Linked DNA regions of Homo sapiens: region 1 is linked to region 2. The links are chromatin loops, found by intact Hi-C in ENCODE. Cell type or tissue: heart right ventricle. All regions are shown on one strand.

Region 1 (5,000 bases), 630 kb before region 2:
TGCCCAGATGATTAAGCTGGAAGAATTGCTGAAGTTCATGGTTTAAGTAATGGCTTTCACCTGTAGGCTTCTATCCACTATCAATTTTGCCAAGAAAACCCCACAAAAGTGCTCAAAGGGATATAAGTAAGCCCCCTTTCTAAGTCACAGGTGGCACCATCATGCCTGGTCATTGATTTTTTTCTTTTCTTCTTTTTTTTTTTTAATGCTAGATAATTTCAGTGCCTTCTTGCTTTTAAAAGTCAGCAACTCCTGATTCTTTTATTCTTTATTCCATGTCTTTTGCCTACTCTAACTAATCCAGATTTCCTCTGTTAAAGTTGTAAACTGCCCCAAACTGGGCCAACAAAGATAAGGTGAGAACAGACAAGGTCACCAGAAATATTTACTGAGCACTAATGACTCCCACTCCTAGTTTAAAAGAGAAAAAAATGCTAAAACATTTTTTTCTAGGAAAATTCAGGCATCAAAGACCAAAACTGTTACATCCCTAGAAGAGATATCTCCCCACATCACTGAGACACATAACTAAAACACCATGGAAGACCTTTTTTGTCATGAAAAGATGGTAATTTATAAATAAACAGAGGATATTAATTCCTGATGTGTTGAGGTGATGAACAGAATGTGGTCAATGCTGAATATGCAAAATTACAGAAGAAAGTGCTATTGGCATTTTTTAGCATATTTTGGTGACATGGTCATATTATAAAAGATAGAACATAAGACTCAAATACTTACACCAGAAAGAAATTCTTTTGGGCAAGCCCTTTGAGATGTCAGAGACCAAGGCTCAGTTTTCCTTCAATAAAAAAATGAATTGTGCATGCAACCCAAGAGACAGATTACAGATTTTATAATTCTCATAGAACAACCTACACAGCTTCAGCTTCCAGCATGTGTATATGTAACTGTGTAGGGGGAGAAATGAGATGCACAAGACCCATTAATAATGGCAATTGCATGCTTAATTTCATGTGCACTGCAATGAAAAATTACTTCTTACTATCTAAACTAAGTTTCAGGAAAAGCCTGGGAAATCAGGAGCTCTTCCAACATACCTTTCTAGTCCGAATGTGAATAAGGAGCTGGTGACTCATTTAGCAGACATTCCGCAGACAAACCCTCAGGGCAGATTTGATATGAACAACTCTTAGATCAAGGATCTGCTCACAACAAAGGAGGAAAAGTGTTGTCAAAGCCTTGCAATTCTTTTTACATCCAAGCAAGAGAAACATGGTGATTTTACAGAAACTTCTCATTGTGAAATAAACAGCAAATTGAAGAGCAGGTAAGGCTTACATTGGGAGGCCTGAGTCACAGGCTGAGATTTAGATCTGAAGAATTAATTGACTAAAGGCAGGAACCTTCCAGTATGTTAACCTCCAAAACTAACTCATTCATTGCTGATTCTACCATTCTTCAACTTTGTAAATGCAGCCAGTTAAGGTGATCTTAGCTGTATTCATAGGTTCATAGAAGTTTAGAGCTGAAAAAAAAAAATTAAGATTCCTGTCCTATTTTTAGATTTTATAAGTCTAAATCTAGTATTAATTATCCCCATAAAAAATAAAATGAAAGCAAAAACCAGCTTCTCCTCTAGGGAGACCAACTCACCCCAGGACTTTTGACTGGGACTTTCAGGCTTTTAGCACTGAAAGTTCCACCTCTGATTTGCCTTGCCTCTGTCCAGGCAAATCTGCATGGCTGATCACCATTTACAATCCCATGAATTCTCCATCTGTGTTGGTGGCACTGCCATTATCTCTAGGGCCCCAAACCTCAAAGTCTTCTTGACCTCCTGACCCTCACATTCAAATATTCAAGGGTTTCTGTTTTCTATCTGAAGACTCTTCTCTTTACTTCCTCATGTTCACTCCCAATGCTTGATGGCAATTTGAGCCCCTATTACCTCCATCCTGAGCCTCTGTGAGCTCCTGCCCTTTTCTTCCTGGCCCCATTCTTCATACAGCACCTTGTCTACCCATGGGTCTTTGGAGATGACAACTTCATCATGTTCAAACATTGTCATTGTGTAACTCAGTTAAATTAGACTCTTAGCCTGGCATTCAATCACTCATGATGCCTCCCCAATCTATTGTTCTAGCTTTATGATAGAGAAAAAAACAGGCAGATTCATTGAGAGATAAAAAAAATGTGTCCCCAATTCACCATTCTCCTTCATTAACTAGTTATGCTAACAGGGCAGGTCATTTAACATCTCTTGGCTTTGGTAACTCCATTTGTGCAATATGTTGCCTTCCTTAAAGGAAAAAGCTACTCTAGTTGGTGTCATGAAGTACTGATCCTGAAAAGTTATGATATTCTGACCTCCTACTATCATTATGTGTAGACTCTACGTACTATTGGGTAGCTCCTTATTTTAGGAACCAGTCCTGAGTTTTCCCAGCCCCATGCATTGTATGAATGCAGTTCTGTGTGTCCTTAAACCTCCCTTCAAGTTTCCTGTGACTCTCTGGAAACGGAATCTTGGAAAAGGCCTACCCATCACCTCCTGGAAAAGGTCTACCCATCACCACCTCCTTCCACAGACTCAGTTAAATCTCTCCACCTTCTCCAAACTTCCACAGCTCATTGTTTTTACCTCTCCTATGACACCAATGAAGTGACTCTAGCATTTGTATTATTGCGATTATTTGTTCACATGCCTTATTTCCTGTGCCTCTGTGAGCTCCCTAGGGACAAGGATTCCATCATACTTACAAACAGGCACAATGGTGTGCTAATTAAGAATTGTCATGGGTTGAATTGTCTCTTCCAAAAAAGATGTGTTGGAAGTCCTAACTCCTACCCCTCAGTACCTCAGAATTTGACCCTGTTTGGAAATAGGGTGGTTACAGATGTAATTAGTTAAGATGAGGTCAGACTGGAGTTAAGTGGCCCCCAATCCAATATGACTAGTGTTCTTTTAAGACCAGCATGTGAATACACAGGGACACAAGGAGAATGTCACATGATGATGAAGGAAAAGATTGGAGTTAAGCAGCTACAAGCTAAAGAATGTTGAGGATTGCCAGAAACCACCAGAAGCTAGGAAGAGGTATAAAAGGATTCCTCTGCAAGTTTCAGAGGAAGCATGTCTCTGCTGACACCTTGATTTTGGACTTCTAGCCTCCAGAACCGGAAGACAACAAATTTCTTCTTGACAGCCACCCAGTTTGTAGTCTTTTGTTGTTGCAACTCTAGAAAACTAACAGAGTCAAACTGCCTGGATCTGACACCTTGTTATGCTGCTTTCAGCTGCATGACTTTCAGCAAGTTACATCAACACCTGATGACTCTATGTCCTCATCTATAACATGATCATAATAATAGAACGAATATCCTAGTGTATATGTAAGGAATCAAAGAATACATGCATGTAAAATTTGTATCAGCATCTGGCAATAAATCGAAATTATTTTATCTTTTCATTATCCTTCAGTGCTATGCATATAGTCAGCATTCAATAAATGTTTATTGAATGAGAGAATATATAAATTGGCTAAAGAAAATTTGAACTTATCCAGACATATATATATTCAACTTGCCTTTGTTGACTTGGTAATTTGATTCAACACGGAAAGATGCTTTGCTTATTATTCACTTTATATTAAAGTGCTGAGTGGGTTCAAGGCCAGGTCTAAATGCAGGTTCTACTGGTTCTTTGCTGTATGACCTTGTGTAAGTCTACTTGACCTTGACGATGCTCCATTTCCTCAACTTAAAATGGGAGAAACTTGGTCCATAGAGTTATAAGTGAAGGTTAAGTAAGACGATGTCAAAGCAAACTTGATTTTCATAAATATCAGCTATTGCTATCACTCTTTTAAATTTTATTTTAAAGAATTTTCCTTCTAATGTTTTCCTAAATTCTAGATCAGTATTGTAAAAGACTAGCATTTTCAAAACTTGCATGAAGACAGCAGCATAGAGAAGGAATCTGACTCCTAAGCTGGCTGGATCTCAATTTCCTGATCTCTAAAACAGTGCTTCTCAGTTGGGAGCCAATCCCCCACAACCCCAGGGACATTTAGCAGTGTGTTGAGATGTTTTTGACTGTCATGATTGGAGGGTTGGTAATACTGGCATCTAGTGGGTGGAGGCCAGGGTTGCTGCGACTCATCTTATAATGCACAGCGCAGGCCCTAACAATGAAGAATTATCCAGCCCAAAATATCAATAGTGTCAAGGCTGAGAAACCCTGCTCTAAAATTAGGTGGTTGGGCCAGGTAATGATACCAGGTAAACTTTCACATTCCTTCCAGCTAAAAAACGTTGTAAGTACTGATTTCCATAATGCATTGTAAATGCCATTCTCTCAGACTGTGCAATTAATTATTTTTATCATTCTCTATTTTTAAGCTATTTTTTTCTGAATGCCAAAAAACTAATTATTTGAGATAATCTAAATTCTCTTAGATTTCAGCCCAGTTCTCAATGTTGCACTTTCTAGATTGCTTGGCCCAAATGTTTCTGTGAAAGCTTTTTGATTCACTGTTTTAGTTGGGATATAGGCTCAGAGCATGAATTAGAAACTTAAAGTAGCAGTGACTTGAGTAAGACAAAAGATGATTTTTCTTTCACATTTATCACTCTCTCATGCCTGCTAGGAGGTGGCTCTCCTCTGGGAAGTCATCAGGACTCTCGTCTGCTGTGGGGCTACATGGAGTCCAGGCCCCAGGCTCCTTCTCTCTTGTTGTTTGGCCATCCTGGAGACTTTGCCCTCATCTGCATCCCCAAAATGGGGCATCACTGTGTCCATATCCAGCCTGTGGAATGGGGAAAAGAGAAAGGAAGCATGCCCCTTCCCTAACGGTATGACCCAGAAAATATAGGCAGGAGTTCCACTCATATCCCAGACACCAGAACGTACAAGGCCACACATACTTGCCAGGAAAGCTTGAATATAGTCTTTATTTGGTATGGTCATGTACCCAGAAAACATTTGACAAAATATTGGGATCATGTTCTAGCGTAGCCCCCTTAGGGATGAGGGG
Region 2 (5,000 bases):
GGTAAGCTTTTGTTCATTTGTTTCAGACTTTTTTCTCCTGTAAAAAAATAGTACTGATTAACTTTTTTAAAAGAAAGATTTTACTGTAAATATGGATTTTTTTTTTTTTGGTCTTATTTCTGTCCCTTTCCCTGGTTTGTTATCGTAACCTGTAGTGCCAACTCTGCTTCCAGAGGGGTAGTGCAGGATGAAATGCTGACCCTGATGTTGCTTCTCATTCATAAATAAGTAGAAAGTTGTTTCTCCAGTCTTTTGGGAACACAGGACTTAAAAGTCACATCATGTGTAGATATTACAAGCAGCATTACCAAGACATGGCAAAAAGAGTTTGTCTGAATTGTAATGTTGCGTTTGTGAACCTATTCTGGGATTTTCAGAGGTACAAGGTTAGAATGCTACAATGTTACCACTGTGCCTTCCAATGTTTATATCATCGGAAACATAACATAATCAAAGTGGCTGTGATTTAACAAAATGATTAAAGTGTTACCTACCTGTGTAGCCGAAGTAGTGTGCAGTGAGGCGTTTCTGAATACATGGTCAGATTTTTGGAAAAAAACAAAAACAAAAAAAACAAGTAAAGTTCAAAAACCGTCAAATGAGAAAATTGCAAGTAGTGTGACAGAGCTGATTGATTTTGTTGCTTTCTTGATTTTTTTTTTCAAAATGGGTTTACTAAAATGTAGATGACTTAACTGCCTCCTCCTTCGTCTGAAAAATGCCAATATTCAATCATCATGCAGCATTATAACAAGCCTTATAAGTCCTAAAGCATTAAGTTGCACTTTTTTGAGGAGGGGTAGTGCAGTATTTCTCTGGCCAGTATGAATGAAGTTTATACTTACCATATTTGATAGAAACATAGATCAAGCTATGGCACAGCGACTCATCAGATAGCTAGCTTTGACGTCTGGGCACAATTGAACCAACTTCCATCGTGAATCTTTATAATGATTGACTTTGGTGTATAGTGCAGTAAACAAATAGTGCTCCTAGTTAAGTATTTGTCAGCATCCTTTTGTCTCTAACTTGTTTCTATTTTTACAGCCACACAATTCTTGGCATGTATTAAGAAAAAAAAAAATCCCTGTTCAAGTAGTTTTTCCACCTATCAGCACTGAGTAAATGCCATAAATCCATTGAAATGGTCTAAATGTTCCATCTGTTCTCCTGTTTTGCCAGTTATATAGTAATGAAATACATTTGTAAATTTTATGCAACAAATGGCAAACGTATCATTATTTTGAAATTGTGTATGTAAAAGTTATATTTTTACATGTAGACTCTTGTTATTATGTGTTTTAATACATTGTATCAGTTTTTGTTTTTTTTTAAAAACTGTGGTTTAAAAAGAAGTCTCATTTAAATGAAATAGCTACAAGAATCAGAATTTTATGTTCATTTCTGAAAATGTAAGAACAAATAAGATAGTTACCACGTGGTCATCTTTTACAAACCCATAAACATTTTGATTAGCTGTGTGTGTGTTGAAAAACTGTAAATATGTTCAGTAGCGATAAAACTAAAATAACTTTGATTTGTTGATAAGTTCCTAAAATGTGGAGGTGGATTAAAACCTTAGGAGAATAGCAGAAATCAAACTTCATGAAAAGTTATTTTGGGGCTTTCCTGTGAAATGTATGAACAAAGAGGCTCAGAGAAGGACATGGAAGACAATAATGTATACTCTCTCCTCCTCCCTGAATAATGAAAACCATGTGTATTTGTTCCCTCCGTATGTTAAAGATTTCCTTTTAGTGGTACATTCTGCACTCATTTTGTATAGTCTACCAAGGCGGGTATCCCTAGGAACAATATTATATAGGAAGCAGGTATACTCTGATCACATTCAGGATAAGTGTACAGAAGAAAATACGGTGTTTACTCTTTAGGGAACTGGAAACACTCCCTGCATTGATGTACATTTTAAGAATGGCACTTTTGATACATGTTATCATAAAGGTGCTTAATAGAGCTGAATTAAAGTTTTTCAAATCTGTAAACAAAGCAAAAAAGTAAATTGTAGTCATTTGATTATTTTTTAAATTGGTGCTTTATATTTTGTTCTCACTCAGAGTAAAAGCTGCAATTTATTGTTCACCAGCTTTGATGTATTCATTACTCAGTAATGCAATACCTCTATTGTTGAATTCCCTTTGGAAATAAGTGAAAATTCTAACGGCCACTGAAAGCTGCTCGCTAGGTTTTGCTTGGTGGAGAAACATAATCTGCACCTATCCATATTAATTGGGTTGTATCCCCATTAAAAAAGAAAAAAAGGGAATGTGGCCTTTTTAGTGTGTTTTTTATTGTTGTTGTTTTGTAATTATCAAACCCAGGTAAGATATTGGTATCCTGCACTGGATTTTCAAATGAAGTTCAGCAGAAGACAGTTAAGATTAAAGTACTATACAAAAATTTCAAAAGGGTCCATACTACGCTATCTGTATGACGACACTTAGGCTGGGGATCTCTTTCAGAAACTCGGACTTTAAAAGCAACTTGGAGCAGTTGATCCACCTCCACATTCAAGTAATTTATGAATATGCAGAATAGGGATCTGTTCATCTAGAAATTTTTACCATTTGTCTTCTGTGTAGCTGCAAGGAACACTAATGTTTATACAACTGTCAGTCCACCCAGTGGTGCAACTGGTTCTGATTCAGTCTTCCGATTCCTTTTTATTTTTCACTTTTTCCTATTTCTGAATTTTTTTTTTTATTTGTGATCTTGATTTTGATGAGGGGTTGGGGAGTGGGGAGGGAGTCGAACCAAGACTTGGAGTTAAGAGGATTTTCATCTTTTGCATCCAACAGGCAGAATATGATCTGTGTCCAAAAGTGAACTTGAGTCAGGAATGAATCAATTTCAGCATAAACAAGCACAAAAATTTAGTCTGCTGGCTGACTGGAAGCAAAAAAGTCAAGATGGAATATGATGAATTCCAACACAATGGGGCACCAAGGCCTTTAGGCCTCTCTTTTTATTTTGCTTTGGTTTTGTTTGTTTTTCTTTAGAGACATGCTCTTTCTCATGGGACTTGAAGTGGACTCATCTTTGTGCAGTGCTGGTTTTGCCATACTCATTTCAAGTATTATAGACATATGTAATGGTGAAAATATATGAACTGTGGCCTTTTTCATTCTTGTTACTTGTGATGCAATTAAGTGAAGATAAGAAAAAAAAAAAAAAAGCAGAGATTTACCATGTATCAGTGCCTGGCTTTTTGTTATAAAGCTTTGTTTGTCTAGTGCTCTTTTGCTATAAAATAGACTGTAGTACACCCTAGTAGGAAAAAAAAAAAACTAAATTTAAAAATAAAAAATATATTTGGCTTATTTTTCGCAGGAGCAATCCTTTTATACCATGAATATTACAAAAAAATTGTCAGATTCTGAATATTTCTTCTTTGTAGATTTTTGGAATCATTATGAGTAAAAGTTTGTTACTTTATTTTACTATTTAAAAGATGTTATTTTACCATGTGTTACCAAGATGAAACTGTATGGGTAGCTTTTTTGTTTGTTTTTTGTTTTGTTTTTGTTTTTGTTTTTGTTTTTAGTTGTAGGTCGCAGCGGGGAAATTTTTTGCGACTGTACACATAGCTGCAGCATTAAAAACTTAAAAAAATTGTTAAAAAAAAAAAAAGGGAAAACATTTCAAAAAAAAAAAAAAAGATAAACAGTTACACCTTGTTTTCAATGTGTGGCTGAGTGCCTCGATTTTTTCATGTTTTTGGTGTATTTCTGATTTGTAGAAGTGTCCAAACAGGTTGTGTGCTGGAGTTCCTTCAAGACAAAAACAAACCCAGCTTGGTCAAGGCCATTACCTGTTTCCCATCTGTAGTTATTCGATGAAGTCATGTACATGACCGTTCTGTAGCAATAAATGTGCCATTTTTATAAACTGTTTCTGACACTTGTTTCATTTCATTTTGCATTGTCCATATAGCTATGATTCTCTTCTGTAAGTAAAACGCATCTATATTTCATTTTCCAAGTGTTGGAGGTATTGACAGCTTAACAAACAAAACATACAAAAAAAATCACAAAAACAAATTGAAAAGCAAAGCACATGATTGATCAAGGAAGAGATGCCCTTAATGAAAATGGAACGGGATGCATGCAAAACAAAAAGAAAACTGTCTAGAGGATTAACTAATTGAAGGAATATAATTAATGTGTGTGTAACACTGAAGCTATGCATTTGAAGAGCTCTGAACTGCACCAGTGTTTTCGGTTGTGCTGCAGGTTGCTAAGTCAAGTCAGCCTTAACCTTTTGCACCAGTTGGTCGGCTGTTTGGCAGAACATTCTCAGATCTTTTCAGTCAAAAATCTAAGATGATTTATTTTGTATCACTTTGTTAAAAGCTGAATATTGTTAACTACAGTTAATATTAACACTGTATTTATACTTTCTCAAACTACATCCGCCCCACCACTTCTGGTTGCCTCTGTTGACTATTAATCCAGATGTAAACAACCAGATGTTTTTTTCTAACTTGTACAAACTGACGTGTGTCAACTATCATGGAAGGAAAAAAATGTACAGATTAAAATTATTCAGTGTTATGTACTGTAAGTTAATATTTTTGTAGAATGGACATCAATCTACTTTGCAAAATTTGGAGGCTATTTCAACATTGCACTGTAGAAATGTAAAGTAATGTATGCAATGTAAAGGAAAGCCCGCGGTAGCTGAGCGCTTCATAACAGAATGTTCTAATCAAGTACGTGGTATTTGGGGATGTCTCCAATATTGCTCTTGTATTCTTTCTAATTGGGTTTAGTGACTAGTTGAAGGAAAATGTTATAACGCCATTTGGTTCACATGTGAAGTGCCCTCCATAGCCAAATGTTGGGATTTTTTTTTTTTTCGTTTTTGGTTGGACTGTTTGCAGATATTTAAATTTTATGAAATTTCCAAAGATTTTGGTTGATAACCCCCTTTTACCTTCTAAATGATTTGAGATGTTCTTATGTTCTTACTGTGTGTTTTAA

The links. Hi-C counts contacts between places; a loop is a spot of excess contacts. Peaks named below come from ENCODE experiments on the same cell type or tissue, not always from the same donor. Only the 100,000 strongest peaks of a DNase experiment are listed, where the experiment ranks them.
Region 1: a loop joins it to region 2, with 3 times the contacts of the local background. A loop is called at or near these places in 26 of 110 quality-filtered maps.

Annotation. Positions count from the first base shown.
Region 1 is chr18:55,852,561-55,857,560 of GRCh38, reverse strand. LOC107985183 (a long non-coding RNA gene) reads left to right here. Exons shown (of 3, transcript XR_001753452.2): 3 at 4,614-4,688. Among named protein-coding and RNA genes, the nearest start is that of LINC01416, 65 kb to the left of the region's middle. In heart right ventricle, no CTCF peak of the experiment used is centred here; no DNase peak of the experiment used is centred here.
Region 2 is chr18:55,222,358-55,227,357 of GRCh38, reverse strand. It overlaps TCF4 (transcription factor 4), which reads left to right. Exons shown (of 20, transcript NM_001083962.2): 20 at 1-5,000. Among named protein-coding and RNA genes, the nearest start is that of LINC01929, 100 kb to the right of the region's middle. In heart right ventricle, no CTCF peak of the experiment used is centred here; no DNase peak of the experiment used is centred here; H3K27ac peaks cover 2,426 bases.